Regions from separate parts of the Homo sapiens genome. Here all the other regions are linked to region 1. A link is a loop called in an ENCODE intact Hi-C map of the cell type or tissue named here. Cell type or tissue: mammary epithelial cell. All regions are shown on one strand. Links, peaks and the distances in the headings refer to the core of each region. The heading gives the core; the rest is flanking DNA. Region 1 has its middle 40 kb from the start of MAP1LC3B2. Region 2 overlaps MED13L (mediator complex subunit 13L). Region 3 overlaps MED13L (mediator complex subunit 13L).

Region 1 (10,373 bases), core at 1,653-9,652:
CCTCCCGGGTTCACACCATTCTCCTGCCTCAGCCTCCTGAGTAGCTGGGACTACAGGCACCGACCACCACACCTGGCTAATTTTTTGTATTTTTAGTAAAGACGGGGTTTCACCCTGTTAGCCAGGATAGTCTCGATCTCCCGACCTTGTGATCTGTCTGCCTCGGCCTCCCAAAGTGCTGGGATTACAGGCATGAGCCACCGCGCCTGGCCAATAAGTTGTTTCAAACGCAAATAAATGTCATTTAAAATAACAACGCAGGCCAGATAAGGAGGGACTTGGGAGGGGCTTCTTTTGTTGGGAAGTCACTTCTGTTACCTACTCAATCTTCACAACCACTGGATGTCCCTGTCCCCATTTCATGGAAGAGGAGGCTGTAGCTGGGAGAGCACAGTGACCTGCCTCAGACCCAGACAGAAAGAGTAGACTTCATTAAGGGTACCCGGAATCTGTTTTAATCGAGGCTGGTAAGACACACAGACACGGAAACGACTGTCACGAAGGAAGAAGTTGATGATGTCCACAGATGCCTAAAACAGGAAGCATGGCACACCACGCAGGGCTGCACGAGGCAGCACTAGGGTGGGGCAGGAGGCAGGGGAGGTGGGGAAACATGGGCCAGCGCCTTTACTGTGGTTTCCCCAGGAAAAAATAAGCAAGGCAGGGTAAGTGGGTTTAGGATTGGCTCGTTTGAATAATTTCAGCAGGCTCTGGAGGTATAGGGGCTGTCCCTTAGTTGTCTGGTTCCTGGCTCTGGGGTGACTATGGCAGGTAGGTAGTGACCAAGATTATGAAAGTCTAATAAAATAGGCTGCTGGGGGTAGGGTTTCTGGAGGGATTGGCTTGCATTTGAAAGGCATGCTCTCCGGTGACCTGTTCACTTTCTCCAGGAATTGGACAGCTCTGGGAGGGGAAGTCCTTCCAGGGTCACCAAGGCCCCAAGATGTCAAAGCATCAGAATACAGAAAACAAAAGACATGGTTGATACACAGACCCAGCCTAGGGCTTGAGCCGCCCCTTGGGCTGTCCGCAGTCACCATGGGGACATAGACCCTGGAGGACCCTAAGAGGGACCCTCCATCTGTGGAGAGAATGCAACAGGTGGGCTTCAGCTACAAATGGAATTTCTCTTGTGCCACTCAAGATGGTCTCTTGGCATGGACTCATTAATCCCCATAAGCCTGCGGGCAGAATAAAATAAGATATAGAGAGGCACTTACACTGTGGAGCTGATGAGAAGGAAAATGAGTTTGTGCCAGAATACCAAAGAATTGTTTTATTTTCTTATAAATTCTCCCCCATTTCAATTCAGAGTTTGTTATGGAGGGTGGGAAGGGTGTCCTTGATTAAAACAACAAAAACACTGTTTTCAAAAATGTAGCTGGCTGGTGCCCATGTTGTTTTAATTTGCTGAGACCAGATTGTCCAGCCCTCATGGATTTGATCCCAGGCAGGCTAGTTTGACTTATTCAGAGAAAACTCTGTTTTTCAGCCACAAACTGTACCCCTAACCCTGGCCAAATATGTTGCAATTCCTGCTAAAGGTTCCAACAGTGGTTGTCCAGGAATCCTGAGCCCACATTCCGAGTCCCATCTCCAGACTCTCCTTGCATGCCCTCCACATGCCACTGGCCCCTGGAGGAACCACCCTGCAGAGAGACCACAGAACTGCTCTAGGCTTAGCCTCACAGTAAAACAAGACCAGGTACAAGCATGTGGTAGGTACTCTGTAGTTGTTTGCTGAATGAATGAGTGAATGATTGGAGGGGTGGAGAGGTGGATGGGTGGATGGATGGATAGGTGGATGGATGGATGGATGGATGGATGGATGGATGGATGGATGGATGGATGTGTGGGAGGATGGTTGGATGGGTAGATGGACAAATGGATGAAAAGGAAAATAAGTGAATGGGTAGGAGGATAGGTGGCTGGGTGGGTGGATGGATGGATGGATGGATGGATGGATGGATGGATGGATGAAGGGATGGAAGGGATGGATGGATGGTTGAATAGGTAAATGGGTGGATGGGTAGATGGCTGAGAGGGTAGATGGATGGAAGAGTGGATGGATAGATGGATGGACAGATGAATGGATGGATGCATGTATGCATGGATGGATGGATTGGTGGGGAGATGGATGGATGGATGAATGGTCTTACTGATCATGAGCCTTTTGCATTTCAGGATGAGCTTCAGAACTGAGAGACAATGTAGCATAGGGATGAACGTGCTGGAGTTAGACAGATCTGAGACTGCAAATTAAATTAAAGTGGTATCTAGTTTGTAGGGTAGTCGAAAGATGATGTGTGCACCAAGCACAGCACCTGACCAGGGAGGGGCTGGTGACTGTTTTCATGGACAAGGGTGAAGCCTGTTGTAATCTAAAAGATACTGGGAAAATAGCTTTCTGCTGAAAATGTCTTTAGCCCAACCTTATTCCCTGCAGGTAAAAAAATTTCTACCATCAGAAATGCAGATCTTCAAGAGTCATACAAATGGCCAATAATGTGGAAAAGATTCAAAGTTACTAATAATCAAATAAATGCAAATTTAAATAAATAGATACCAAATTAGCAAAGTTTTTTTTTAATTAAAAAATTCACTTAGTTTGCAAAGTGTTCAGAAAGGAAGACCCCAATATAGTATTTATAGGAATATTAATTGGTATAACCTTTCTCAATAGCAATTTGGAAATTCGTACCAAGAGTCTCAAGCCATACCCTTTGACCCATTAAACCTACTTTTAGGAAGTTTTTCTAAAGAAATAATCAGAGAGATAATCAAATGTCTAGGTGCAAGGAAATTTATTGCAGTGCTATTTATATTAGCAAAAAGAAAAGGGGAAGGGGATGGCCCTTCTCTGTTCAACTGACTTATGATCAAGACAGCATCCATCAATATATCCATCCATCCATTCAATCATTCATTAATTCATTCAGCAAATAGTTATTGAGTACCTACCATATGCTTGGCCCTATGAGGGATTTCCAATTCAGTGATTAGATAATTTATAATATACCTATATAACGGATTATTATCCAGACAATAAAATGAATTTTCCCAAAATATTAAATAAATTATTTGTTTATTTATTTTTATTTTTATTTTTTGAGATGGAGTCTCACTCTGTCACCCAGGCTGGAGTGCAGTGGAGTGATCTCAGCTCACAGCAACCTCTGCCTCCCGGGTCCAAGTGATTCTTCCACCTCAGCCTCCCGAGTAGCTGGGATTACAGGCGTGTGCTGCCACATTTGTCTAATATTTGCATTTTCAGTATAGATATGGTTTTAGCATGTTGGCCAGGCTGGTCTCAAACTCCTGACCTCAAGTGATCCACCTGCCTTGGCCTCCCAAAGTGCTGGGGTTACAAGCATAAGCCACCACACCTGGCCTTAAACAATTTTTTTAAATGCTTAAAATGTAATGTTGAAAACAAATACAGGCGGGATGCAGTGGCTCATGCCCTTTGGGAGTGAGCCACCAGCACCCAGCACTTTGGGAGGACAAGGTGGGCAGATCACCTGAGGTCAGGAGCTCGAGACCAGCCTGGGCAACATGGTGAAACCCCGTCTCTAATAAAAATACAAAAAATTAGCTGAGTGTGGTGGCAGGCGCCAGTAATCCTAGCTACTTGGGAGGCTGAGGCAGGACAATTGCTTGGACCCAGGAGTCAGAGGTTGCAGTGAGCCAAGATCGCACCTGTGTACTCTAGCCTGGGTGACAGAGTGAGACTCTGTCTCAAAAAAAAGAAGAAATACAATATGAAATTTTATATATTAGATGGTCTTATCATTTTAAATGTATATACATACATACACACACACAGGAAAAAACACATGGTGATAAGTTTCAGTGACTTAATTCTTCCTTTATTTTTCTGTATTAATGAAGTTTTTTACACTGAGCACATCCAGAAAACAAAGTTATCAGAGTTATTTTTTCTGGGTTGTTTGAAAGTTTTTACAATGAACATGAATTATATAATTAGAAAAGAATAAAGCTATTGTCACTGAGAATAAACTAAAACCAAGAAAATCAATTAAACCTTCAGGTTGGTTCATACATTCTTTTATACCTATTATGTACCAGGCAGTGTGCTGGAGATGACAAAGATACAGGCTCCCATCTCTAGACATTCATGCTAATAGGTAATTGTCCTAAGTTCTATGAGTGTATATGTGGTGCTGTATGAGCACAGAAGAAAGAATTTTTGCCTGGGTTTATGGAGGGCAGGGGACAGGAATGAGGTCTCTGAATCAGTGGCACTGGAGAGGGTTTTGAAGGCAGAGAGGTAAGGACATGGAATATAGGCAAGGACTTGGGTCTCATCATGGAACAGTGAGAGAGGCAGGGTCTCCAGGGATTCCTGAACGTAATCCCATGAAGTTCTGGAATCACCGAGGTCTGAGAACCAGATGCAGCCCACAGACCTGTTTTGTCTGACCTGCATTGTTTTACAGCTTGGACCATGTCTCATAAAACTCCAGATTCCTGGCTTCTTAAACATCTGGCAATACTGTCCCAATTCCTTCCAGGCCATGAGCAGCTGGGACTGAGAGGCAACCACGCCCTCGGACCCATCCCCCACTTCACTCCCTTATCTTATGTCTGACTCTATAGGCATTCAGTTAATGATTCCTGACCTCCCCCAGCCCACCACCCTTGTACAGATAAGGAAATTGAAACCCAGGGAGATACGCATCTCGTTCAATGGCACCACTGCATTGTGACTGAGCCAGGAGTCTTTACCCCAAACCAAGCCAGACTCAAAGCCGCTGCTTCTTCCTTTATGTGGTCCCAGTTAAACTCCTGGCCTTGGCTCTCTGGGTAAAGAGAAAACATAATCCTAACCATCTTCATGACTGATTGGCAATATTTTCACTGTGACTTTTCCTCCAGAGACATGTAAAGATATCACCGTGAGTTTGTAAGATAATCTTTCCTTTAGAGTTCTGCTGTTCCTTGTCATTTTGCCCGTGAGGATGGCCTGTTGGCCGCACGGGGACGACAGTCAAGAGAGAACCGTGACCTTGTTTGCATTGCGTTGCTGATACACACGAGTCTTTGAAACAGGCCATCCATGAGCCTCACAACCTCCTGGCATAGCAGGTATTAATTACTGTTCACCACTTATTGGAGGAGGAAACGGACGTTCCAAGATATTAAATGGCTTGTTCAAGGTCACACAGCTCATGAACGACTGGTTCCAAAGCTCCCTGCCCTCTCCACCGCGCCTGGCCGCTCAGAGCCCATGATGAAGTGATTTGGGTAGAGCGAGGTCAGGCCACATCTGTTAACCAAGTAGCCAGTCCTGGGCTTAAAAATTATTTGTTTCCAACTCTTTTTCTCTTTTCCGTCCCCGTATTGACAGGAACAGCTGTCTTCTTTTTAAAAGGGCTACTTCCATCTCTTTCATTTTATTGTTTCCACGTCTTTGATTGTTTTGGAACAAGTCCGATGGTGGAGACGGAACAGGGAGATCACGAAGACAGCCTCTCCTTTAAAAAATGACCATGATCTCACGCCTCCTCCCAACCCAGTGGAAACTGGAGCACCGCTCAAGGAGACGCTGCTGTCACAGGATCCTGCTTACGGGCACGAAAGCTGGGAAATTTCAGAGCCAATCTGGGCCAGGGGAGGCTGGAGCTCGTGAGCTGGGCTGGAAATGATTCTTCCAGACTGCAGAGAAGACAGTGGCCTGCCCGCCGGCCGGCCTGCCTGCCCTCCCCGAGGCCAACAGGAAATCCCAGAATTTATAGATGACCCCGTTACAAGGCAAGTGTTTTGGAACAAATTGTTCTTCTTTTAAAGCCTTGTTTTCCACTAGTTTTTCTTTCTGGAGTCCAACCGCAACCCCCACGCCCCCCACCCCGCCCCACCCACCCACCCTTTCCACCTTCCCGGTGTCCTTGTTAAACCGGGGCCATGGCGCCACCTGCTGCCTGTCGTGGGCAGCGGGACTCTGCCGGGATCCGGTCTTGGGTCCTCCCCCCACCTCCCTTGTCCCAAAATGGGTGGGAGAGTGACTTTCTGGCTCCTGTCCCGAGGAGGGTTTGTATAAAGATCACGTATCAAGCCTCAAGAGAACTGCTTCCGTAGTTACGTGACCTAAAGACTCATGGCAAACTCTTCCCCCGTCACTTGTCCTCCAGGAGAGCCAGAGCTGGCTGGCAGAAAAGGCAAGTCAGATGGCATCACCATCCAAGGCCAGGTCTCCACTCCCTGAAAACCAAGTATGCCAGCTTTGAACAACCATGTCAACCCAATGAGCCTTGATTTCTTCAGTACCCTCTGTAGCCAATTTGCTAGGTGGTATGGAAAATGGATATGCGTGTGCCTGGCCCATGGAAGGGGCTTAATCAACGTCTGCATCCTTTCTCTCCTATTTGGAATATTCCTTATTGGGAAGGAATAGCTTGGAGGGTCTTAGAGGTGAAGGCCAGACCTCAGAAAACTGGTATATTTATCTCCTTATAAGAATGTAAGCTTCAGCACTTTGGGAGGCCAAGGCGGGCAGATCATCTGAGGTCAGGAGTTTGAGACCAGCCTGGCCAACATGGAAAAACTCCATCTCTACTAAAAATACAAAAATTAGCCAGGCATGGTGGTGCACACCTGTAATCCCAGCTACTCGGGAGGCTGAGGCAGGAGAATCGCTTGAACCAGGAGGTGGAGATGGTAGTGAGCCGTGTACCACTGCACTCTAGCCTGGTCAACAGAGCAAGATTCTCTGTCTCAAAAAAAAGAGTAAGCTTCAAGAGGGTAGGCCACCCCAGTGCAGATAACAAGCCTCAGCAAAGCAGTAAAGGAGCACAGGCTTGAAGTCCTTACACCCCAGCACCCGCTCAGGAGCTAAGTGACCTTGGGCAAGCTCAGTGTCCTTACTTGTGTCTGGGGATAGTAATAGTAATCATACCTCAAAGGGTGGCTGTCGCGCATTGAAATGAGAGAGGGCACGTAAATAATTTAGCAATGGGACTTGTAGGTAGAAAGTGTAGGATTGTAGAGACAACTCTAGCTATAATCATTATTATGAGATGACCACAGTGTCTGACATATAAGCATTTAATGAATATCTGAAAAACAAATGAATGAAAACCTCATAGAAAATAGGTCAGAAGACTTTGCTTAGTTCCATTTCAGCCACCAACTTGCTATGAGACATGAAATACCCCTGTGCCTGCTCTTCCCCATCCAGAAACCTTTCTTTATTGAGGATAAGACTCTCTGATCGGCACCTCAGTTTTCCCACCTGTCAAATGGGCACGACATTCATCTTACCTGTTGCTCAGAGATATGGAGGGGATCTGTTGAGGCATGTATGTGAAGCTGCTTTGAAAAGTTTAAAGAGTAGGCTGGGCATGGTGGGCTCATGCCTGTAATCCGGAACTTGGGAGGACAAAGTGGGAGGATCGCTTGAGTCCAGGAGTTTTAGACCAGCCTGGGCAACATAGTGAGATCTCTCTCTACATAGAAAAATACTTTTTTAAAAATAAAATTTAAAAATAAAGAGTAAAGGAAGGAAGGGAGTCTTTATTTTCTTTTAGGGTGGTTCCATGTGTCTGGTGGCTTTGCCCTTCCCTGAACGGGTGCCTGGGGCTCTCTGGAACAAATGGTGTCCCTCCTGACACCAAGTGGTAGTCATATCTGAGCCCCAACTCACTGGCAGCAACATCTGGTGAGTCTGACAATACAAACCCTAGGCAAATTAACTCCTTCACTACTGGCACAAGTTGAGCACACTCCAAGAGTGGGTTTCCTCTCTAGAAAAGCTCTTTTTCCAACCCAAAGGGCATAGGAAAGTGCATGGTGGGTCTCAGGCATGGTGACTAATTGGGGTGACTCACAGCTAGAGGGAGGTGGATCAGGAAGCAAGACTCAGGCCAACTTAGGCACTGTAGAGAGGTGTTTCAATCCAGTTCAGTGGGCCCTGGGGAGCCATAGAGGAGTCATAAGCAGGGGAGAAAGATATCCAGAAAGAGACTTCAGGCAACACCATGAGGGGTAACTGACAGCTAGGACTACAAAGCTCATCCTGTGCCATGCGGCCTAGAGTTAGGGTGACCAACTCTCCTGGTTTGTCTGAGACAAAGGGAGCATCTGGGACATAGGATCTTCAGTTTTAAAACAATGAAGTCCCAGGGTGACTTGGTCACCCTGTTCCAGTGTGAATAGCATCTCCTGGAGTTGTGCAATATAGTGACGTTGGCTCTGTAATCCATACTTCCCCGCCCCCCAACCTCCTCTCTCGCCCTCAAAAATACCGCTCTCCTTTGTCCCATTTCCTCTCAATTCTATTCTGCTGAGCTACAACTAGTTTAGCGGATTAACACATTGGAATGGATTGCATGCTTATCCCTTCCAGGTAATATTGTGCATTTAAACAAAGGTCTCCTGCAGATGATGTTTTAACCCAATGGAGTGACTCTGACAGTTAAACATTTAGCTCATGAGAGATGAGGAAGATTTGAGGGGTCAGTGGGGGAGTTTCCATGTCACCCACATCACATCCTGTCAGCAACTGTCTATTTTACCTTGCATGGAGTGGGCGCTGTCTTCCTGGATCTCAGCTCACCAGCCTGCCCTGCCAAGCAAACCTGCAGGAGCCTGAGCTGCTTAAATATTCTGTAAATAATGCTGACTCCAGAACTTTGAAGATAGACTCACAGAATCACAGCAATAGGATCACAGAATGTCAGAGGAGAAACAGATGCTAGACATCATACAGTCCAGGGTCAGAAAATACACTGCACTCACATTGCCTCTTCCCCCTGCTGTGCCCATGGCAGACATCACTAATCAATCATGACATTGTCTAGCTGAGCTTGTTTGGAGCCTTAGAATACTTTGAGGCATTCAGGGAAGCAGCTATCCATGATCTTGGATCTACTAATTGTAGCTAAGGTTTATTGAATACACTTACAACATTCTTTTTCCCACATCCTTTTTCATTATCATCACCTAAGTCACCGACTGTTTGCCAGGCACTTTATATCAGGATTTCTCAACTTCAGCATCACTGATTTTTTTTCTTTTCTTTTTTGAGATGGAGTCTCGTTCTGTTGCCCAGACTGGAGTGCAGTGGCACAATCTCGGCTCACTGCAACCTCCACCTCCCGGGTTCAAGCAATTCTCCTGTCTCAGCCTCCAGAGTAGCTGGGATTGCAGGTGTCCATCACTACAACCAGCTAATTTTTGTATTTTTGTAGAGACAGGGTTTTGCCATGTTGGCCAGGCTGGTCCTGAACTCCTGACCTCAAGTGATCTGCCCACCTTGGCCTCCCAAAGTGCTGGGATTACAGGCATGAGCCACTGCTCCTGGCCATCATCATTGGTATTTGGGCTGGATGATTCTTGGTGTTGGGAGGCTGCCCTGTAGGATGTTTAGCAGCATCCTTGGCCTCTATCCACAAAATGCCAGTAGCACCCCCTCCCCCTAAGCTGTAACAACAAGCACTGTCTCCAGACATCACCAAATATCCCCTTGGGTGTAGGAGTAGAGAGGGGGCAAAGTTGCTCCCGGTTGAGAGCTACCAGTTTCCAAATTATCTCTCATCTTCACCACATTCCTCTAGAGCAGATTTTTCTGGATTTTTATTTTACAGATGAAGAAACTGAGGCCAAGAAGGAGCTCAAGATGAACTGGTAACAAAAGCAGGATGCCGAGCTCCAGTTCCCCTCTTAGGCCGGGAAATTCCACTTGGTTCATTGTCTTCAGCAGCAAACTGCCCGGGGCAGGGGTTGGGGGGTGGGGGAAGACTAGAACCTGTGAGGCTGAGAAAAACCAGATGCCTGATGGATGCTTCCACATAGGACCAGGGCGCTGGAGGTAAATGGGGCCTGGTGCCGTGTGGCGAACGTTGAGGGCTCTTTCCCATCCTGCAAATGGCTCTGGGTGTGGAGACAGCCCAGGGAAGAGGCTGTCTGGGACCATATGGCGCTTGCCAGTGGCACTGAGGCTGTTAGAGACAGCGGTGGCAATCCCACTAATAATACTCCCTTCTCTCCAACATTGACAAGACTCTCCCCACTTCATGGGAAGCACATGAAATCTGGCCTTTTGCCTCCAGAGATTTGGGATTGAAAGCCTGACAGTTTGGACGTACAGCCCGTGGGCAATGTTACCCTTCTCCGGGGCTTGTGTCTGTGCCAAGAATTCCTAACAAAGGAAGAAAAGATTAATTAATTTAAAAAACCCATAAAAAATGCTCATGAAACTGACTAGTAAGAAACTGTCCAGTTTTTTTTTTTTTCCTTGGTAGCGATCAAAATGTCGCGAGTTTCTACACACATATTTTACAGACGTTCCATAAATCTTCCCGTGGTGCCTCTTCTCTATAAGTAAGGTCCCTTGGGAAGTCATTGAGGCTTCC
Region 2 (10,373 bases), core at 1,554-9,553, 530 kb before region 1:
ACACTTTTTTCACATTACAATTAACTGAAAGTACTACTTTGGGTTAAAAACAGTATTAAAAATTGGAGAAATATTTTAAGGTCTCAGATGTTAAGAGCAACAGTATGTATGCCAATTGTTAGACTGTATTGTGGAAGGAAATTTTAGGTTCAACTATTATCTTAAGCACACACACACACGAGATACTTGCTTTACGGAGCTTTGACTTTTGCTAAATTAATTCACTAAAGATAAATGGAAGTGAAAGCAATGAGATGAGAAGGAAGTTATGACACATACATGGCATCATCTTTAAAATGAGAAACTGAAAGCTCAAGATGATGGCATGTGGGCATATGTGTCTTCTTTTATTTTCTATCTCCTGCCTTCTTCTCCTCCCATCTCTGAGACTCCACTCATGCCAATAAACAAGCTGATCATTAAGTTAAATGCTTCTATATGAGGTCTCAGGAAACTAACTTAGTAAGACTATAGATTACTTTTCTCATCTTTAACTGAGAACATTCTAAGTTATTTTAAAGCAACTGGGTGGGTAGAGGACAAGATTTAACTTTCTTTTTTAAGTCATGAGACTCGTTTATTTTCACAGCTAAACATTAACTGTTTTTTTTAATTCCATATTATAAAATTGTTGTATTTAAATCCAGATGCATTTTTATTTTTAAATATAGAGTAGTTACAAATAATATGTATCTTTTATTTTTAAGGTATACAATAAATTCTCAATTTCTCAACACTAGGAAAGGCAATGTCAGAGGGTTATACAATTAGGCAGAACTGAGTTTACATCTTACCTATTATAAGCTGCCTTAAGTCAATTAACTTCTCGGTATTTCAGTTTTCAATGCTACAAAGTAAGATAATAATGCCTACCTCATAGATATATAAACATAAAATAAGATAAAATAAGTGATAACCTTCAGGACATGATAGTTACTAAAATTAAGTACAGTCTCCACCACAAATCAGAATGAAATCATCCCTTCATCAATGCGCATCCCAAATTACCTAATGTGAGTTTGGGAATAGATTTTAAATTTTACAGTTCAAATAAGCATGTTACAAAACATATCAGAAAGGAAAATTCAAGGCCAGGCGTAGTGGCTCACGCCTGTAATCTCAGCACTTTGGGAGGCCGAGGCAGGCTGATCATGAGGTCAGGAGATCGAGACCATCCTGGCTAACACAGTGAAACCACATCTCTACTTAAAAATACAAAAAATTAGCCAGGCATGGTGGCGGGCACCTGTAGTCCCAGCTACTCAGGAGGCTGAGGCAGGAGAATGGCGTGAACCCGGGAGGCAGAGCTTGCAGTGAGCCGAGATCACACCGCTGCACTCCAGCCTGGGAGACAGAGCAAGACTCCACATCGAAAAAAAAAAAAAAAAAAGGAAGGAAAATTCTATCCGAAATCCAAATTATGAACTATTACAGTCACATGCTAACATTAATACCTTGAATCAATTCTCTTCTATTGATTTTCTTTTTTCTGGGTATGGTGGTGCATGCCTGTAGTGCAGTTTTTTGTTTTTTTGAGATGGGATTTTGCTCTGACACCCAGGCTGGAGTGCAGTGGAGCAATCTCAGCTCACTGCAACCTCCACCTCCCAGGCTCAAGTGATCCTTCCACCTCAACCTACAGAGTAGCTGGGACCATAGGCATGAATCACCAAGACCAGCTAATATTTTGTATTTTTGGTAGAGACAGTGTTTCACCATGTTGGCCAGGCTTGTCTCGAACACCTGAGCTCAAGCAATCTGCCCACCTCAACCTCCCTCTATTGGTTTTCTATTGAACAATATTACCTTCATAGGAAATGAATAGAATAGTGTCTCTCTCTCTCTCTCTGTGTTTTTTTTTTTTTTTTTTGAGATGGAGACTCACTCTGTTGCCAGGCTGGTGTGCAGTGGCGCGATCTTGGCTCACTGCAACCTCCACCTCCCGGGTTCAAGTGATTCTCCTGTCTCATCCTCCTGAGTAGCTGGCACTATAGGCATGCGCCACCACACCAAGCTAATTTTTGTATTTTTAGTAGAGACAGGGTTTCCCCATATTGGCCAGGATGGTCTCGATCTCTTGACCCTGTGATCCGACCAACTCACCCGGCCTCAGTATATTTTTAAAACAGAGGGGGAAAACACCAAAGTGGCCCAGGTTGGAGTGAAAGCTTTTTTCACTGAGATGGCCTCACAGACCAGCACACAACATGGAGTCCCAGAGGTCTTCAGACCCTGGCTGAAAGCTGCTTTCTCTATGCCAATCAAATCTGTAAAGTACAAGATGTCCTGTACCCAAGTGGAGATGCTTTTGTGTCTTTGCTGCTTTCTTCCAAAATACTGGCTCTTCCTCCTTTTTGTCTACTTTATTTCTCAAAATAAGTTGTAGATCATTCTTGGAGGCTCAACGCAGCCCAAAACAATCTTACTCTGCAATGCCCACCCAGGCCCTTAGCACAGCAGCTGGCTATTTGATATCCAATTTAGGGCATTTCTGTCTTCTTTCCCCGCCCAGTCTCATCCATAAGAGCAAGGTCTGTGTTAGCCCCTGGGCAGCCCAGAAGACCACTTTTTTGTACTGATAGTAGATAATACATATATAACTGGCTTGAGGGAGGAAAAAAATTAAGCATTGTTTTGGGCCAGTGCAGAGGATCCCTTAAACTCAGGAGTTCAAGACCAGCCTGGGCAACACAGGGAGCCCTCCTTTCCACTAAAAATAAAAATAAAAATAATTAGCTGGGCATAGTAGCCTGTGCCTCTAGTCCCAGCCACTTGGGTGGCTGAGGTGGGAGGATTCCTTGAACCCAGGAGATCCAGGCTACAGTGAGCTGTGATCGTGCCACTGCACTTCAGCCTGGGCAACAGAACAAGACCCTGTCTCAAACAAACAAACAAACCAAATCAAAAAGCATTGTTTGGATATCTAAGCCACTGTTTCCTTCGAGTATTAATAATCTAGTTTTATGTACCTCCAAAACTGACTCTCACTGACCTAGATAAATGGTTATTATAAGCCTTAAGACTCATCAGGCAAAAGCCTTTTTTAACCACCACTACCTCCAAGGAAAAAAACTGTTTATCAAAATACACACCTTTAAAATTTTTCTAATACTTAGTATCATTATGGTACTGTTGTGATATTACTAATACAAAAATATAAACAGTGGTAGAGTCATCCCACTGTACCTACGGGGGATTGGTTCCAGGGCCCCCACACAGATACCAAAATCCACAGATGCTTAAGTGCCTTATATAAAATGGTCTGGGCTGGGCGCATGGTTTGTGCCTATAATCCCAGCACTTTGAGATGGTGAGGTGGCCGGATTGCTTGACTCTAGGAGTTGGAGACCATCCTGGGCAATGTGGCAAAACCCCACCTTTACAAAAAATAAAAAATAAAAAAATTAGCCAGGTGTGGTGGCACATGCCTGTAGTCCCAGCTACTCAGGAGGCTGAGGTAGGAGGGTCACTTGAACCTTGAGGTTGAGTCTGCAGTGAGCCACGAATGTGCCACTGCACTTGGGTGACAGAACAAGACCCCGTCTCAAAAAAAAAAAAAGTCTAGTATTTGCATACGACCTACACATATCCCCCTGCATACTTCAAATCATCTCTAAATTACTTACAATACTGAATACAATGTAGATGCTATGTAAATAGTAGACTGTATTATTGGGGGAATAATTACAAGAAAAAAGTCTGTACATACTCAGACTTAGCCAACCGAGTATGTACAGACGTACTTTTTAAAAATATTTTCAATCTGTGGTTGGTTGAATCCTTGGAGGCAGAACCCACCGATATGGAGGGCCAGCTGTACTTATTTCTTATGAAAAGAGGTCAATTTGATTAAGTTTCTCTGTTCCTAAAAAATTTGGAATCTGGGGCCCCAGATGCCTGGGGAAGAAAGTATGACCGAAAGCAAGAAGCTTTAACAACAGCTTACTTGATGTCTCAGCTGGAGAAGGGAGTTCCCAGGGTCTCATTAATACTCAGCAAGTCTAACAGTGAGCTACTTTGGTGAAGGCAAACAAGGAAGACTGCTTAAACACACAACAAAGCAACTAAACCTTCTACGGTACTATACTGCCAAAAGGGCAGCTTCTTCTCCTTACAGCTCTTCCATCTGACACTGGTACGGCACTGAGACTCGTCACACCATTATGTACCCAATCTCCACATTGTAGAGCATGACTCAACTATAAATGGTATGAGGACAAGGGCCCCATCCATTTTGTCCACTGTTACATCCCCAGCATCTAGCACAATGTGTGGCATATAGTCCGCTTTAAAATAAATATATGTGTCTATATGTATATACAGTCAAGCAACAATGGAAGTACCTTCTAAGAAAAGCATCACTAAGTGATTTCATTGCTGTACAAACAACACAGATTGTACCCAGACAAACCTAAATGGTATATATTTTTTATTTATATAAAATTTTATAGGGAAAATCAAATGTCCCAGCAACATTATTAAATATTAATTATACCTCTTACTTGATCTGCAATGCCAATATCAAGTGCCATACATCAGGTTTCTACATATGCTCCACTATAATCTTTTGGGACTATGTCATATATGGAGTCCATAGTAGGCTGAAGTGTCATTATGCAGTGTGTACGTGTGTGTATATGTGTTTGAAAATAATGTTTACATGTATGGTATGCTCTTAAATAAGGACCGGGAGGATAGCAAAAATAATACACACACATATGCATATATATGCTGAGTATAATAAATAGATGGCAAAAATAAAGAAAAGTATTTTACCACTTCACTTTCACCATCATAGTGTCATATTGATTTTTTACAATATGATCTGAAGATAATTTGAAGAAATTATGTAAAATATGAGATACCACATTAATAAATTTCCCTCCAAGGCAAGATTACATGTAGACCATTTAATATTCCTTCTGACCAGATCCAAGCTTTACTTATAAACAGTTTATAAGATTCTGAAGAAAATATGATTGCAATACAGTAAGATCTCTAACTGCATTCTGGCAGCACATCAAAACACATGTCCCAAGAGGCCTAATATTGCATGGTCAGCGAAGAGGAAAAGTCAAAGAAGTCTTCTACTTTGCTGTTTCTCTGAAGAGGGAATCACATTAGGCCATTAAGTAGTCAGATACATTATTTTATTGCTTGCAAAACCCTTGGGTAATAAAGAATGAGTACAAATTGCCACAGGCAGTTTTGGAAGAAAAACAGAACTGTGCAAAACAATGACAGTTGCTCTACTGCAGCACTGGACAAATGCAGTAAAGAAAACAGTACATCAGTTGCAGTTTTTCTGCTTAAGTAGAGTGCTCTGCCTTGTGTGAGAAGGAGCTATACAAGCACATAACTGCAGAATCTGTGTGTGAATGCACAAGTAGGACAAAGGTGATAGACTGTAAATGCGTTTGTAAAAGCTATCAAGTCGGATTCAGTCTGTCTTTGACTCTCTCTCTCTCACACACATACATACACACACACACGTGTGCACACACAGAGTTCCATTTCCTTCTAAATAATAAGACTGAGGAGCAGCTACAGTGAAAAGCATGCGCACTCTGGACACACAAAAGTAAAAAAGGTAAAGAGTTTTCATTGAGAGGAACATTAATATTTTTCAATGAGGATGCTAAGACAAAAATAAAGAGTGATACTTCTTTAATGTGGCCTATGAGAGAAGAAAACGACTTACTTTCTATGCAAAGAAAACTCATTTGTATCACACCTTGTACAGGTAAACAGCAAGAATGAGGGATTTATTTTCATGGGATTAAGAGAATGAAACTGGACTCACATCTTTAGCCTTGCTTGAAAAATGCTGTTAAATATCGTATGTTCTTCTAAAGACTACTCAAACTTCATTATTGTGCTACTTTAAGGTATTGTGTGAGCATTTTATCTACTTTCAATGTCAAAAACCGCAATTACTTTTGCACCAATCTAATATATACTTCTATACTGTTAAATTTTCCAAAGTATGAGAATCCTGTAACACTATGATTATAAACAATGTAAGAACTTTACATTTAATTACAGAATCTCATAAGAGTTTTTATCTGTAACAAAATACAGAGGACCCCTAACTTGTGAATTTTCAACTTTCAAAATTGTATTAAAAAAAAAAAAAACTCTAGAGCAAAAGCGCATCAACTCTACCGGCTACCAACAGAGGGCGAAAGCGGTCACATGCAGCCACTCCAACACTTCCTGCTACTTCATCTTCTACAGTTGGACAGGTTCATGCTTAGTTTCATGAAGTTTTAAATAACTGACTCTATTAAGTTTAACAAACAAAAGCATTACAAATAAGAAATGTACAACCAACCACAACAAAGTAAGAGATTTTAACAACTGAAGGTGATGAGAAAATGATGAATGTTTCTGCGAGTGGAAATAATTGTGGAGGACAAAGTGAACCCTGCAATACTGGAAATATACTGACACACAATCAAAAATAATCAACAAGAGATGAAAAAAAGCTATAAGATAGAGAATTATAAACAGAGAATATGAAATATGTAAAAACTATTTTTATTATACACTCCTATTAAAAAATACATCCATAATATTTGTATATTTATTTTTCTAATTTTCTATGTGTACCTCTGTATTTCATTCAATCTAAGAAATACATCAACTGTAGACATATTAGAACCAATGAAGTATGGTATTTGACTAATGTATTATATACGTTATGAAGCATATATGAAGTTGGAATTTTCAAAGGAAACAAACAAGAGACCTAGAGACTCTAATATTCTTCTCCCTGCACTTTAACAGACCTTTTGCACAACAGTTTGGAGATCCCCCATCAGAATATAGGATGAAATAAATAAAATGGTAGATGTTAGATCTCAATAAATGCTACTGAAAAGTAGATGCCTCATCTCCCCTATTACATTTATTATATATTGGATATCATCATCTGTGATAAACCTGACAAAACAAGCAAAAAAGCATGAAACAAATATTTCTTATAAAGCATCCCCCCAAAGTTATTCATTAGAGTAATGATGCTGTAGGAGTGAAAGGCACAGATTTTAGAGTCAGACCAACTTGGATTTGTGGCATGGCTATCTATGCCAGTCACTACTAAAAGCACCAGACACTTGCGTATTCTCATCTATAAAATGAACATAACAATCCTTACTTCACAGAACAAAAATAAGGATGAACTGTGAGTAAGCGCATATACGAAGCTTGCAGCAAATGTCTGGAACACAACAAGACTCAATAAAGGACAACAAAGAGATTATTCATGGCAACTTATTTCATCTGTTTAATTACACTAGCTTATCCAAAGTGTTGGACAGAAAGATGATATGTGAAAGGGTTTGACTTAACCAGTCTACTTCACTTAAGTCACTTTTAGATACCACAATTGCTGACACAAATACAGTATGAACCCTCAGACCAAAGCCCATTTCTGCTTATAGATGTGAGTAAATACAGGAAACGCACCAACAATGAGCAAGCATACTGGCCTCTTTATCTAACATAAGCTTCAGGGTACAGGGGTTCTTCGTGAATCTAGCACTGGAAAGTTCTATGTGCCTGCCGTAATCAGCCTCAGATGCATCTGACAGCTGATAATACTAATGGGACAACAAAGCACACTGTGAACAACACAGGCCAGAAGAATCTCCACAACAGCAAGGCTCATTTCAACAGGACAGTTTTCTTAATAAGAGCTTTTAAAACAAATGCCAATTAAATACGAATTTATTGATAATATGATCTGTAGAGCTATATTTTGCTAATTATCATTTATCAAACACTACCACTTCTTAAATACAAACACTCCTGATACACTGTTTAGGATTTCCAAAATGATCAACTAAAGGATTATTGGGCACAAACTGAAGTATGGATGGCAAAATCTTGACACAGATTGTGGGAAACAGGATGGTAGAATAACTGGCCTATACATGTGTTTTCTGACCTCTGCTGCCTCTGTTTATTGCCCTAGGATTGGCAACAGCTATTCTCAGAATAAGAAATCTGAATTCCATCTACTAACTTGAATTGACTTTCTACATGTGCTTTTCAGAATGTCAGTGTTTTAAATTTGAACTTTTAATTTATATTTTAAGGACTCCAATCTGTACTCTCCCTGAAATTGTTAAGATTCTAACCTGTAATAATACCTGTCTGTTCTTGTTGTGTACAACCATACACTACCACTGGCATCACCCTTAACATTTAATGCGGGGGGTGGGGGGGCGTGCATGTCCCTCATTTAAGGTTCAAAACTTGAGAACTCTGGTTATAACCTGGGCAATGAACTGGATCCAAGAGTCAGCGTAGTCAAGAGAATGCAGCACTAACGTCATTACCGAGTGCCATGAGAATGATAAAGGCAGTGCCTCCCTTGAAGTGTCTGAGAAAACTCATGCCCCAAGGAACGCAGAGCCTCTATCTCATTCAATGTGGACATCTTCTCCCCCACAACAGACCATAAAAGCAGTCTATACGCCAGAAACAGGAATAGAAATGGAAGATAATGCCAAAAGAATCCTGAGCAGCCCTATTAAAGATGATACGTGGAACCAAGACTTGTTGGCGGCTGAACTCACTTCCCATTAAGAACAATTCTAACTTTTGTCCATTTCCCTAGTAGATGCTATCTAGCCAACTCCCTTCACATATCACTGTTTAGGAAGATGAGATTTACTGACATGTATTAACAATGGGTAGGTAAGTATGTGGGTACCTTTAAGTATCACCAACCCTTGGTTTTCTCATTTTATTTATTTTTGCTTCATTAATAAAGCTAATTTGTACTTCCCATTTGCTTTCCTTTGCATTTCTTTTAAGTATTAGGCAGATGAATGCTTTTCTTATAAAGTTTCTTGTAAAGACTGGTTGAAACTGAGTATTCTTTGGTACTGACTTTTTAGCTATCAATTACTTGCACAGATTAAGGTCTAATGAATGTGTTCATTTGTAGTATTTTGTGAATATAGTATTTGATATATTTACCATGACCAGTCCATTGCTTTTCTCTTTAATACACGTAGTGCACTCCAAATCCAAAACAGTCCAAAATCCAAAACTTTTTGAGCACCAACATGACACCACGAATGAAAAATTCCATACTTGACCTCACGTAATGGGTCATTACCAAAACAGTCGAAACTGTTTAATGCACAAAAATCACTAAAAATATTGTATAAAACTACCTTCAGGCTACATGTGTAAGATGTATAGGAAATGCAAATGAATGTTTAGACCTGGGTCACATTCCCAAGATACCTCATTATATATTTGCAAGTATTTCAAAATCCAAAAAAATCCAAAATTTGAAACACTCCTGGTCCCAAGCATTTTGGATAAAGAGTACTCAACTTGTACTGCTGGTTTTTGAGTATTTTTAAAAAATTTTTAATGAAACCACCAAAATGCAGTTATAATTACATTCAAGTTTTACAAAGTGTAAATATCTCTCACTCTTGGCATGATTCATTAAGGGCTAAAATAGATAAAGTAGCTGCCAGGGGTCATGTCCAAGGGCAGGAGCTATTATAAGACAGGCAACTAACTGTAATCCCAACACACATTTTGGAGGCTGAAAGTCCAGAATTTAAATCCCAAATCCATGTTAATAGCTATCTGACCTTTTAGCAAGTCACATAATCTCTCTGAGCTTTACTTTTAACATCTGTAAAATGGGGATGCTATCATTTATCTCTCAAGGTTGTTAGGAGGATTAAATGAGGTATTTAATCAGCAGATACTTATGAACTAGGTCAAGGCACTCTCCTAAGCACTTTTTAATATTAACTCATTTCATCTCCATAATCCTAAATTCTCTCTTTTACAGATGAACTAAAACAGAGAGGTTAAATAACTTTTACTTCTCTAAGGTACAAAGCAGCAAAGTCAAGATTCGAATGCAGGCAGTCTAGCCTCAAAGTTCAGGCTCTTTAGCACCACACTAAGGATCTAAAACACTCGCCTAGCACCTAACATAGTGATGAAAATTATGATAAACCACACAGTGCCCAGAATAATATACAAGCATGCCGCACCCTAGAGGCCCTTAAAGATGGTCTTGATTGAGACAGCATATAAAGTACACAAGTACATCTACATTACATTTACATAGCACAGAAATCTTTAAAGATACAAATTAATGCTACCACTTTAGGAATTTAGAAGAAATCATCAACATACTATTTCAAAAATGGCTGTTTCCCAGCATGAGTGCCTAGATTTTCTCTTAACATTGTTAAGTGAATCTTACAAATAATTGGCAGCTAATATTTTGGTCCTATCAATATTTAGCACTCAATTTCAATTATAAACTAATGATATTAATTTTTGAAAGAAAATATTCAAGTGTACTTTAATACAAAGATTCA
Region 3 (10,373 bases), core at 875-8,874, 360 kb before region 1:
AATGAGTCAAAGATCAGATTTTCTCCTTGAAAGAAATTTTCAAAATGACAAGAGATAATCTTATTCCTGTCAATTTATATATAAAATAGTCATTACTTTTCCAGAAAGCAATTTTTTAATTTCAACTGATAATAAATTCATGTATAATACCGATGAAATTATTTTTACCATTTAGTTAAGGATAACCAGAAACCATCAAAAATCAATTGAAAGTTCACAGACTCTAAGATACACAGTAATATATTCCTACATACATTATTGTCTATGATTTTGGAAAATTCAATGTCAACACTTCTCTTTTTAGGTATGCTAAGCAATAGGGGCTATTCATTTTCATAGTGTGACATTGCCATTATAATTTGCCTTTGGTAGATCTTCAATATTTTATTCTCTTCTCCTCTTGAACTCTGCTGTGACTTAAAAATGCAGTCTTCATGTGATCTCAACTGATTTTCTAAAAGCAGGTGATTCCGGAATTTTTCGGTTGGTTTAAACAGGCTCAAAATTAGGCTCTTTTGAGGAAAGAGATATTCACACAATCTCAAAGTTTCATCCCAAATTTACTTAACAATTACAAAAGGAAAGGATATCTTTACACTGGAGAAATCTGGCAGACACTACCTTAATCAAGGGATCAAGCTCAGTACCATCAATATTGAGACAAACTGACATGACCTGTTTCTGATGTGATGCCGTGGAAAGGACACAACATCACCTACTCAGTATTCTTGCCAAATATGTTTATCCTGACTCTAACTGTAAGAAAACAATTAGACAAATTCAAAATGTGGGATATTTTACAGGACAACTAAACTGCTCCCTTCAAATAACATCAATATCATTGATCCCCAAGACAACTTCAGGAATATTCTAAATGAGAGGACACAAGCCATCTAAAAATGTGTGATCCTGATTGCATTCTGGATCAGAGAGAGAGAAAACTATAAAAGGTATTGCTAAGACAATTGGGAAATTTGAATATGGACTAAATATTAGATAATTTAATTATATCGATATTAAATTTCTTGAGCATGCCAAAAGTGCTCTGGTTACGTAAAAGAGTGCTTCACATTCTCATTCACAGGACTTAAATGCTGAAGTATTTAGGGGCAAAGGTCCGTGAAGTCTGAAAATTGCCTCAAATAGTTTAGGTGGAAAAAGAGGCATATGCATATAAGTGTGTAAATATATTTAAAAATAAAAAGCTAGGAGGAGTGGAGAAGCTAGGTTCTTGCTTGGAGTTATCTAAACAAAGGTTTTATCAATCCCACCATTTGGAATTGTAGACTGTAATCTATAGATACAGATTACAAAACTAAAAAAATCCAGCCTTCCCACACTCCTACAAAATGCCCACTTGCAATGAGTTCAATAAACAATAGTACTAGTATCTTAAATTATCTTACACCGTGGTCACTGTCAGAAAACAGATCCATTTTTCCAGGCTCTCTTATGTCTAATGTTTTTACAATCGCCCACACCTCCTGGCACAGGTGGCAGCACTCTTAAAAATAGAAAAAGCAATATTTATGTCTCTAAATTCACAACAAAGGGTAATAACTGCCAATCTACCCCTGCACTGACAATAAAACCAATTCAGAAGACTTCTGATACTGTTATAGGGACAATCATTTTTAGAGTTGTACAGATGTATCCTTAATTTATATGTCTAATAATCAAAAAAAGAGACAACATAAATTTTAAAATTGTAGACAGTGCATATTTAGTGCTAAATATTTGTGGTAGAAAATATACCCCAAAAATTGGCTATTTCTATCCCCTTGGGAATTAAAACCAGAAATAATATGCTTTATTTTAACTAGGCTTCAATATCCTCGCATTATCAAATCATTAAAAATTTTCACAAATTTATTATAAGTCAATCTGCCGGGAGTGCAATACTGCGCTACATTAGAACCTCATAAAATACGTTTCATTAACTGATTCGACAAACATTCTTAAGCACATACTAGGCTGAATCTGATACTTCTCCTTCTGGACCAGAGATTTGTAATGCTTTGGGGCAAGCAATTGGCAGTTCTGTGCTTGCTCTCTGTACTATTTTGGGTTTTCCAGATTGCATGTCTTTCCCACCACTAACTAACAGGCAGTGAATTGGCGAGAATATTGTGTTTATTTAAAAAGCATTTGTTGCCAGGCCCAGTGGCTCACGCCTGTAATCCCAGCACTTTGGGAGGCCGAGGCGGGCGGATCGATTGAGGTTGGGAGTTTGAGATCAACCTGGCCAACATGGTGAAACCCCATCTCTACTAAAAATACAAAAATTGGCCAGGTGTGGTGGCATACACCTGCAATCCCAGCTACTCAGAAGGCTGAGGCAGGAGAATCATTTGAACCCGGGAGGCAGAGGTTGCAGTGAGCCAAGATTGCATCACTGCACTCCAGCCTGGGCAACAGAGCAAGACTCTGTCTAAAGGAAAAAAAAAAAAAAAAAAAAGTAAGAAGTATTTGTTTGGTAGATTAGGAGAAGTCCACTCAGCACACTGTATTAATCTCTAAAACTTAAATTAAAATGTAGAATTTAGTCAAGCCAAAACAGCAAAGGTATAATAAAAGTGTTAAAGACTATTAATATGAATTATAGTATATAATCATTAGTATTTTTAATTTAAATACATCTGTATCCTGAACAGAATATTTAAGTTTATATTCCAATTTAGAATTTTAAAATCACAATATTATGGTTTCCCTGTACACATTAATCCTGTATTATTACTAAGTTAATCTTCCTAATTATATCGCTTTCCTGATCAGAAATGTTTAATTCCTCAAAATCTATCAAATTAAGTCTAAATGTCTTATCCTTGGTTCTGTGTACTCCATACTATGACCCACCTACTCAGCCTTTTAGAGGGGAGACTATTTCACTCCTACCCTAAGCCCCAGGTAACCTGTTCTTGCCACAATTCATTCGCAGCCTGTAGGTCTTTGCACAGTAGCAGTAGCAATAGTTACAATTATAGATTAACTGCTATATATGCTGCTCTAAGTACTTTTAATTTTTCTTAACCTCATAACCTAATTCACAGTGAGAAAACTGAGGCACAGTTTAAGTTAAATAATTAGATCAAGAATACACAGCTAGTGACTATGCAAGCATTCAAACCCAAGCAACCCAGAGCCCGTGCTCTGAATCACTACACCACACGCATTAACAATTCCCCAGACAGGAACCCAAGTGTTTATCCAAGTGACAAGGACAGATTATAAATGTGTTATAGCCTTCTCTCAGACTATTTCAGAGATATGTCAAGCAATTAAACAAAAAGTATAATATCATAAAACTAACTTGTGTGTGTACCCTGTAGGATTATTCTCATTTTATGGGATACTTTATACATTTAAATGCAAGATGGTTGCTTTGGTATTACATCTCACCGTGAGGTTTCTTGGTAGGACGCTATTTGGAGTACGCTATGAAGACAAAGGGAAATGCCAAATAACTAAAAAGCAATTTAAGAAACAATAAAATGCCTCTATTAAAAAAAATGTTAAATAATGGTAATGTCATGCTTAATTTAAGCCAGCTAACAGGATTCTGCTATTTATTTATTTATTTATTTATTTATTTATTGAGATGGAGTCTTGCTGTGTTGCCCAGCAGAGTGCTGTGGCGTGATCTCAGCCCACTGTAACCTCTGCCTCCCGGTTTCCAGCGACTGTCCTGTCTCAGCCTCTCCAGTAGCTGGGATTACAGGCACCCACCACCATGCCCAGCTAATTTTTGTTTATTTTTACTAGAGAGGGGGTTTCACTATGTTGGCCAGGCTGGTCTCCAACTCCTGAACTCAGGTGATCCTCCTGCCTAGGCCTCCCAAAGTGCAGGGATTACAGGCGTGAGCCACCGTGACCAGCCAGGAAATGCCAAATAACATAAATAAGCAGCAATGTAAGAAACAGTAAAATGTCCCTATTTAAAAAATGTTACAAATAATGGTAATCTCATGCTTAACATTAAAGCCTGCTAAAAGGATTCTGCTACTATTTATTTATTTTATTTTTTGAGACAGGTGTCACTTTGTTGCCCAGGATGGAGTGCAGTGGCATTATCTCTGCTCACTGCAACCTTGGCCTCCTGGGTTTAAGTGATCCTCCAGCCCCAGTCACCCGAGTAGTTGGAATTACAGGTGCACGTCACCACACCTGGCTAATTTTTTTTTTTTATTTTTTGTAAACACAGGGTTTCACCATATTGGTCAGGCTGGTCTCAAATTCCTGGCCTCAAGCATTTGGGCCCCCTCAGCCTCCCAAAGTGTTGGGATAACCAGCGTGAGCCACCATGCTCCGCCTATAATTTATTTTACCCAAAATAAAATGACTCAAATATATTAGAGAATGAAATAGATTCTAAAATATCTCCACTTTGTATGGCTACCAATTAAAATATTCTCTTTGTATCCTTCAGTTTTTCATGACTGCTATCGTATTTCCCCTTATTTGAAACAAAGTTGTCTTTATGACTTATTTTTCTAATTAAGGCTAGATATTTTCTGTTATTAGGTTGAACCATACATTACCTTTTTCAACTACTTTTACCTACAAAAATGGACACTTCATATAAATGAATCTAAAAACTTGCTCAAAATTCATATTAAAAAGAGGAGACGCACTCAATGAAATTATAATTATTCCATTACTGTAATACTTTCCTGATAGAATACAAAATATAAACAGTTTATACCACTATCAAACTCCAAAGAAAAGTAATCATTCCCAAGAGAAAATATTCACAATACTACATTTAATTAGAAAATTAGAAAAACTGTATGGTACCAATTTCATTTACACATAAAACATCTAAAACTCTTTCAGACTTCAGTATTTTTATTTCTTTGTTCTCTCCATATGATGACTGTTTTCCTAATTTTCTAACTTAAATGTAGTGTTTCTGTAATTTTAAAAATATCTAAAAATAATTCAATCTTTGCTTAACTCTTTACCAAAAAATACTTAAGATATTAATTTACACATGCAATCTAAAGCAACTATCCCAAAATTTAAATGCCCTACTCCTTTTTGTTAACTCAGTAACAAAGCCCATGAAAAATAACACAATAATTTAATAAGCTATTTCTAAGAACACTGACGATTTTCTCCGTTGGCATAGATAAATAAATTTATTCTATATTATCAACTAAATAACCCTCATTAGCAGTTGGGTTTGGTTTCCTCATCATTACAAAATTATATGTACCACACTAACAAAGAGCAGACCAAAAAGCTAAAACGTAAGAGATTAATACAGAGAAACAGAAGATGACAGTCAGAAACAATCATGAAAGATAAGAAAGACACTTTTTAAAAAGCTTTATACCTCTCTACTACATAGGGAAAAAAAGTAAAAATATGTTTTCATATTTTAATGGACAAACAAAAATGTTGTAATTATCTTCTAGGTGACATCTTATTTTTAAAATTCTGATAAACAGAATCCAGATGTTCTGAAACTCTAATTTTACCTAAGTTAACTGCTAACTACATAGAACAGGCTTTGAGATGAATGTTAAGTTCTGGGACTTTGCTGATTACCCAGCTAAGCAAGCAATGTCACCCACAATGGTTCTCTTATTTATAGACCAAATACCCTAAAAAATATCAGGATAAAGGTTTGAGCTGAACAGACAAATGGACCATAAAGTAAACAGTTCAATTAGTCCATTGTGGTTTACCGCCCTCTGGCTGCTGTGGCAGGAGATATCACAGATAAAAAATGGCTGCCAAGAAAAACTAGCAAGGTGTCAAGCAAAAGTTGGCAGGAAATCCTTCAGGCAAATGTAAAAGCTTTAGAACAGAGCCTCGAACATACATTACAGTTAGTTTTACTCCTTCCTTTAAAAAAAAAAAACATTAAAAACATCAAGTAACAAAACATTTCAAACACGATCTGAAATTTTTCAGACACAGATTAACACAATATAGTTTGGAGATAATAAAAGATGGTTCTAAGAGACTAAGTCAAAAAGAGTTAATACCCTAACTAAAGATTAGAATTAGTCTTGCTTGAGAAAATCCCTTTGCATACTAAATAGAAACACTTAGATAAAAAGGTAAAAATTTTTACCAGAAATTCAAAGACAACTGATAAAAGTTCCTGCTCATAAAACTGTGGTAAATATATAAAGCAGCACAGAAAAATGAAACTCTTACATTAATTCAGTTTCCAGATATCAGATGCAATCTGAAGCTAAAAATCAGGCAACACCGGAGCCAATGTTTCCTGGAATCACCAAATTACATGAAAAACAGAAATAAAAGCAAAAGAAAATTTGCTACACCCAATTCAGACCAGATCCCATATATTCATCTTTCCTCAAAATACTATTCAATGTAATCTCACAATTTTGTCCAATTAGGCTCAAAACTAAATTTCTGTATCACTCTCCAATTTTCCACCAAAGAGTTCAGCTGGCAGTGAACCATAACAACCACAGTCCAAGGAAAAAAACAGTAACTGTTCAATTCACTGTCTTGTTAGTTACTCACAATTCACTATCATTTAAAAACAGTGGATCTTAGCCTGGTTTCCACCCCACCGCACCCAGGAGACACAATACTCTCATTTAACAGCAGCGGTTCACAAGGTTCTGATTCTCAGCATAACTGGAAAAGGACAAGAGTTAGGAAAAAAAAACAGGGATGGGAGGAAGAGGGGTGAGAATGTTCCTTTTGAGAGAGACATCCATGAAACACTTAAGATCGTTCTTTTAGACAAGTCTTAATAATCTGTTTGAAATTTATCAATGTTCAAAAAAATATGATGCAAATAATTTTTAAGAAAAAAACAGAAACCTTACCCTGCAGTTCATGATGTATTACACCCACTAGGTTGGGTTCATCTCCCCACCAGAATATCCATAACTCTTTGCAATCTGGTTTGACATCACGACGCCATACACAAAGCAGGTTAGCTTGCAGACAGCGGATGAAACTTAACAGAATTGGATCATCTTGGGCTGGGGCTGAAATTATGGGTCCACAGTCCCCATGCCCTCCAAAATTGTACCTACGCCATTTGATTCCCGTGAGTTCAGCCTGGAAAAAGACAAAAAATTGTAATCGTTTTCTCATTTTACTTACAGACCACTAAAAACAGTCTTCCATACAGAAAAGCAATTGTGCTAAAATAAATATTTACACGAAACTTCATATCATAAGATTCCTCCCAGTGAAGAATGTATGTCAATCTTCTCGAATTTTAAGGTGGGAGAAACTTTCTATCAAGATTTCTACATAGCTCTTTACATTAAATACTAAAATAAAACAAGCTGATAATCATTATTTCCTGTTGAATAATTTAATTTGTCTAAACACTTACTATAAAGTCTCTATGCAGAAAACTATTTTCTATGTTATCATTCAATATTCAACTCACAAATTATATTTAGAAATCAAGTAAGATTTTAAAAATAAGTTTGTATATATGAAATAATTTCTTTCAAATAATTTCTTCCCATCCACAAGCCACAGTTTAAGTCCTTTTTTAATTAGGGAAGCAGTTAGCATGAAGTACGAGAGTGTTTCATCATGAATGCCAAAAGTCTATTTAGGTAGAAGCAATTAAGAAAACTGATACAAAGTTATCAGCAATTTATTCATGTTTTTTAACATGTAGCAAACAGAAAAGCTTTGCTTCTATAACAATTCCCTAATGTAGTTTGGTATTTTATTTTTTACACACATTGTAAAACATGAGAACTTGCAACCAGCAGAGAACAAATACTGTATCTTTGATCCATTACATACGTTTATATTTCAAGATGTCTTAAATCTTAAGTTAAGAGCTAAACTTCAAAGAGGTTTCAACACAAGCGAAAGCTAAATTTCTTAAAGTTATAAACTACAGCTATATATTGAAAACTAATAGTAAAACAGATTCATAATTTAATTCTGTACCAAACAGCCCAGGTGGCCCTTGCATTGAATCCTTACTCACGCATCTCCTTCCCCACAAGGTCAGTTATTTTTGTTAGCAAGTTGTTTGCAAAAATAACATGTACCACTAGGTAGAAAACAGCCATATCTTCTACTAACATAATTGAAACATATTAAAAGTGCTAAAGCAATCAATCACTATAATGACCACATTTAAGAAAAAGAAAAATCACCTTTCATTTAATCCAAATTAAAAAGGTTTTGCTTCAGGCTGAGCACGGTGGTTCACGCCTGTAATCCCAGCACTTTGGGAGGCCTAGGCGGGCAGATCATGAGGTCAGGAGTTCGAGACCAGCCTGACCAACATGCTGAAACCCCGTCTCCACTAAAAATACCAAAATTAGCCGGGCGTGGTGGCGTGTGCCTGTAATCTCAGCTACTCAGGAGGCTGAGGCACAAGAATTGCTTGAACTTGGAAGGCGGAGGTTGCAGTGAGCCGAGATCGTGCCACGGCACTCCAGCCTGAGTGACATGCCACAGCACTCCAGCCAGGGTGACAGAGTGAGACTCTGTTTCAAAAAACAAAAACAAACAAACAACAAAAAAAAAGGTTTTGCTTCAAAAAAGTTACAAAGATAATATACAAACTAAAAATATCTAAAAATCAGTAACTTATATTTTACGCTGAGATACGCAAATCTAAATTTTTAATGAATATGTTTAGTAAAAAGCTGGCACTGGCATCATTTAGGGTTTCCCTATATGTTACTTGGTTTCCTCTAAATATAAAAGCACTACATGGCCAATATAAAAAGTTCAGAAGTAATACACCATAATCACATTATAATAATCACTAGCATCCTACTGTATATGTCCTTCCTCTTTTTCTGTACATATACTTTTTAAAGTTGGAACCATATTGCATGATTTATATTTTTCACTTATTTTTATATATTACTAATTATTCTTCAAAATACACTTTTAATCTTTGCATAATATTCTATTCATTGGAAAAAATATAATTTAGCCATCCCATACCAACTGGACAATCTTCCATTTTATTTCCACTACTGTAATTACTATAATTGGTTAACATCCTTGAACACTGTTATTTTCCTGATTATTTCCTTTAAAGAGATTGCTTGATACTGAATTACCAAAGAATATATCAAGACTCATGATGAGTGCTACCACGTTACTGTTCAATTAATAGTCTCCCCAATACAAATAGCCACCTCCCAAATTGCATATCTTTTAAAATATCGGCCAATTGAATAGAACGGTATGTACTTGTATTAATACATAGTCCTTGTTCTGCTAGGAGGAAATCAGTATGCGGTATCACATCTTTGATCAGATGGGGCCACCATTCCTGGGTTTGAATCCCAGCTCTGCACTAACTCATTGGTTAAATGAGTCAGTATACATATGAAGCATTTATAAAAGACAGTGTCTGGGACATAGCAAAAACTGTAAATGATATTTTCATTATACCACTAGTAGTAGTACTATTTCTTTCACTTTGAGTTGTCTGTTCATACCCTTTGTCCATTTTTCTATCTTACAAGTTCCTTTTTTTTTTTCTGAGATGGAGCCTCGCTCTGTCACCCAGGTTGGAGTGCAGCAGTGCAACACTGGCCTCCCAGGTTCAGGCAATTCTCATGCCTCAGCCTCCTGAGTAGCTGGGACTACATGCGTGCACCACCACACCTGGCTAATTTTTGTATTTTTAGTAGAAACGGGGTTTCATCATGCTGGCCAGGCTGGTCTCAAACTCCTAACCTCAAGCGGTCCACCCACCTCGGCCTCCCAAAGTGCTGGGATTATACAGGTATGAGCCACTGCGCCTGGCCAAGTTCCTTTGTTTCTTCAAATAAAAGCAATGTGTATGTTTTAATCAGAAACCCTGACATCAATCTATAAACATCAAAGAAGGAAACAAAAATAAAAAGAAGTTGAAATCCAAAAAGGTAAGCAGAAGATTTATTTTATTTTTTTTTTTTTGGAGACGGAGTCTCGCCCTGTCACCCAGGCTGCAGTGCAGTGGCGCGATCTCGGCTCACAGCAAGTTCCGCCTCCTGGGTTCACACCATTCTCCTGCCTCAGCCTCCCGAGTAGCTGGGACTGACTACAGGCGCCCGCCACCGCGCCCGGCTAATTTTTTGTATTTTTAGTAGAGACGGGGGGGTTTCACTGTGGTCTCGATCTCCTGACCTCGTGACCCGCCCACCTCCGCCTCCCAAAGTGCTGGGATTACAGGCGCGAGCCACCACGCCCGGACATCAAGGTGTATGTTTTAATCAGAAACCCTAACATCAATCTTTAAACATCAAAGAAGGAAACAAAAATAAAAAGAAGTTGAAATCCAAAAAGGTAAGCAGAAGACTAACTTCTTTTATCACCTAAGCTAAAGAAAGTATTCTGTGCCTAAGAGCCTTGTGGATGAGGGAAGAGAAAGAAGGTAATAAAAACACACCAAT

What was found. Peaks named below come from ENCODE experiments on the same cell type or tissue, not always from the same donor. Only the 100,000 strongest peaks of a DNase experiment are listed, where the experiment ranks them.
Region 2: a loop joins it to region 1, with 6 times the contacts of the local background. A loop is called at or near these places in 13 of 110 quality-filtered maps.
Region 3: a loop joins it to region 1, with 6 times the contacts of the local background. A loop is called at or near these places in 8 of 110 quality-filtered maps.

What each region holds. Positions count from the first base shown.
Region 1 is chr12:116,593,893-116,604,265 of GRCh38, forward strand. No RefSeq gene overlaps it. Among named protein-coding and RNA genes, the nearest start is that of MAP1LC3B2, 40 kb to the left of the region's middle. In mammary epithelial cell, for the core only: a CTCF peak has its summit at 5,960 (motif pointing left); no DNase peak of the experiment used is centred there.
Region 2 is chr12:116,060,637-116,071,009 of GRCh38, forward strand. The region is part of intron 4 of MED13L (mediator complex subunit 13L); the gene reads right to left. Among named protein-coding and RNA genes, the nearest start is that of MIR620, 83 kb to the right of the region's middle. In mammary epithelial cell, for the core only: a CTCF peak has its summit at 6,200 (motif pointing right); no DNase peak of the experiment used is centred there.
Region 3 is chr12:116,230,653-116,241,025 of GRCh38, forward strand. It overlaps MED13L (mediator complex subunit 13L), which reads right to left. Exons shown (of 31, transcript NM_015335.5): 2 at 6,816-7,053. Among named protein-coding and RNA genes, the nearest start is that of MED13L, 42 kb to the right of the region's middle. RefSeq lists an enhancer at 6,523-6,667 and a cis regulatory region at 6,595. In mammary epithelial cell, for the core only: a CTCF peak has its summit at 5,696; no DNase peak of the experiment used is centred there.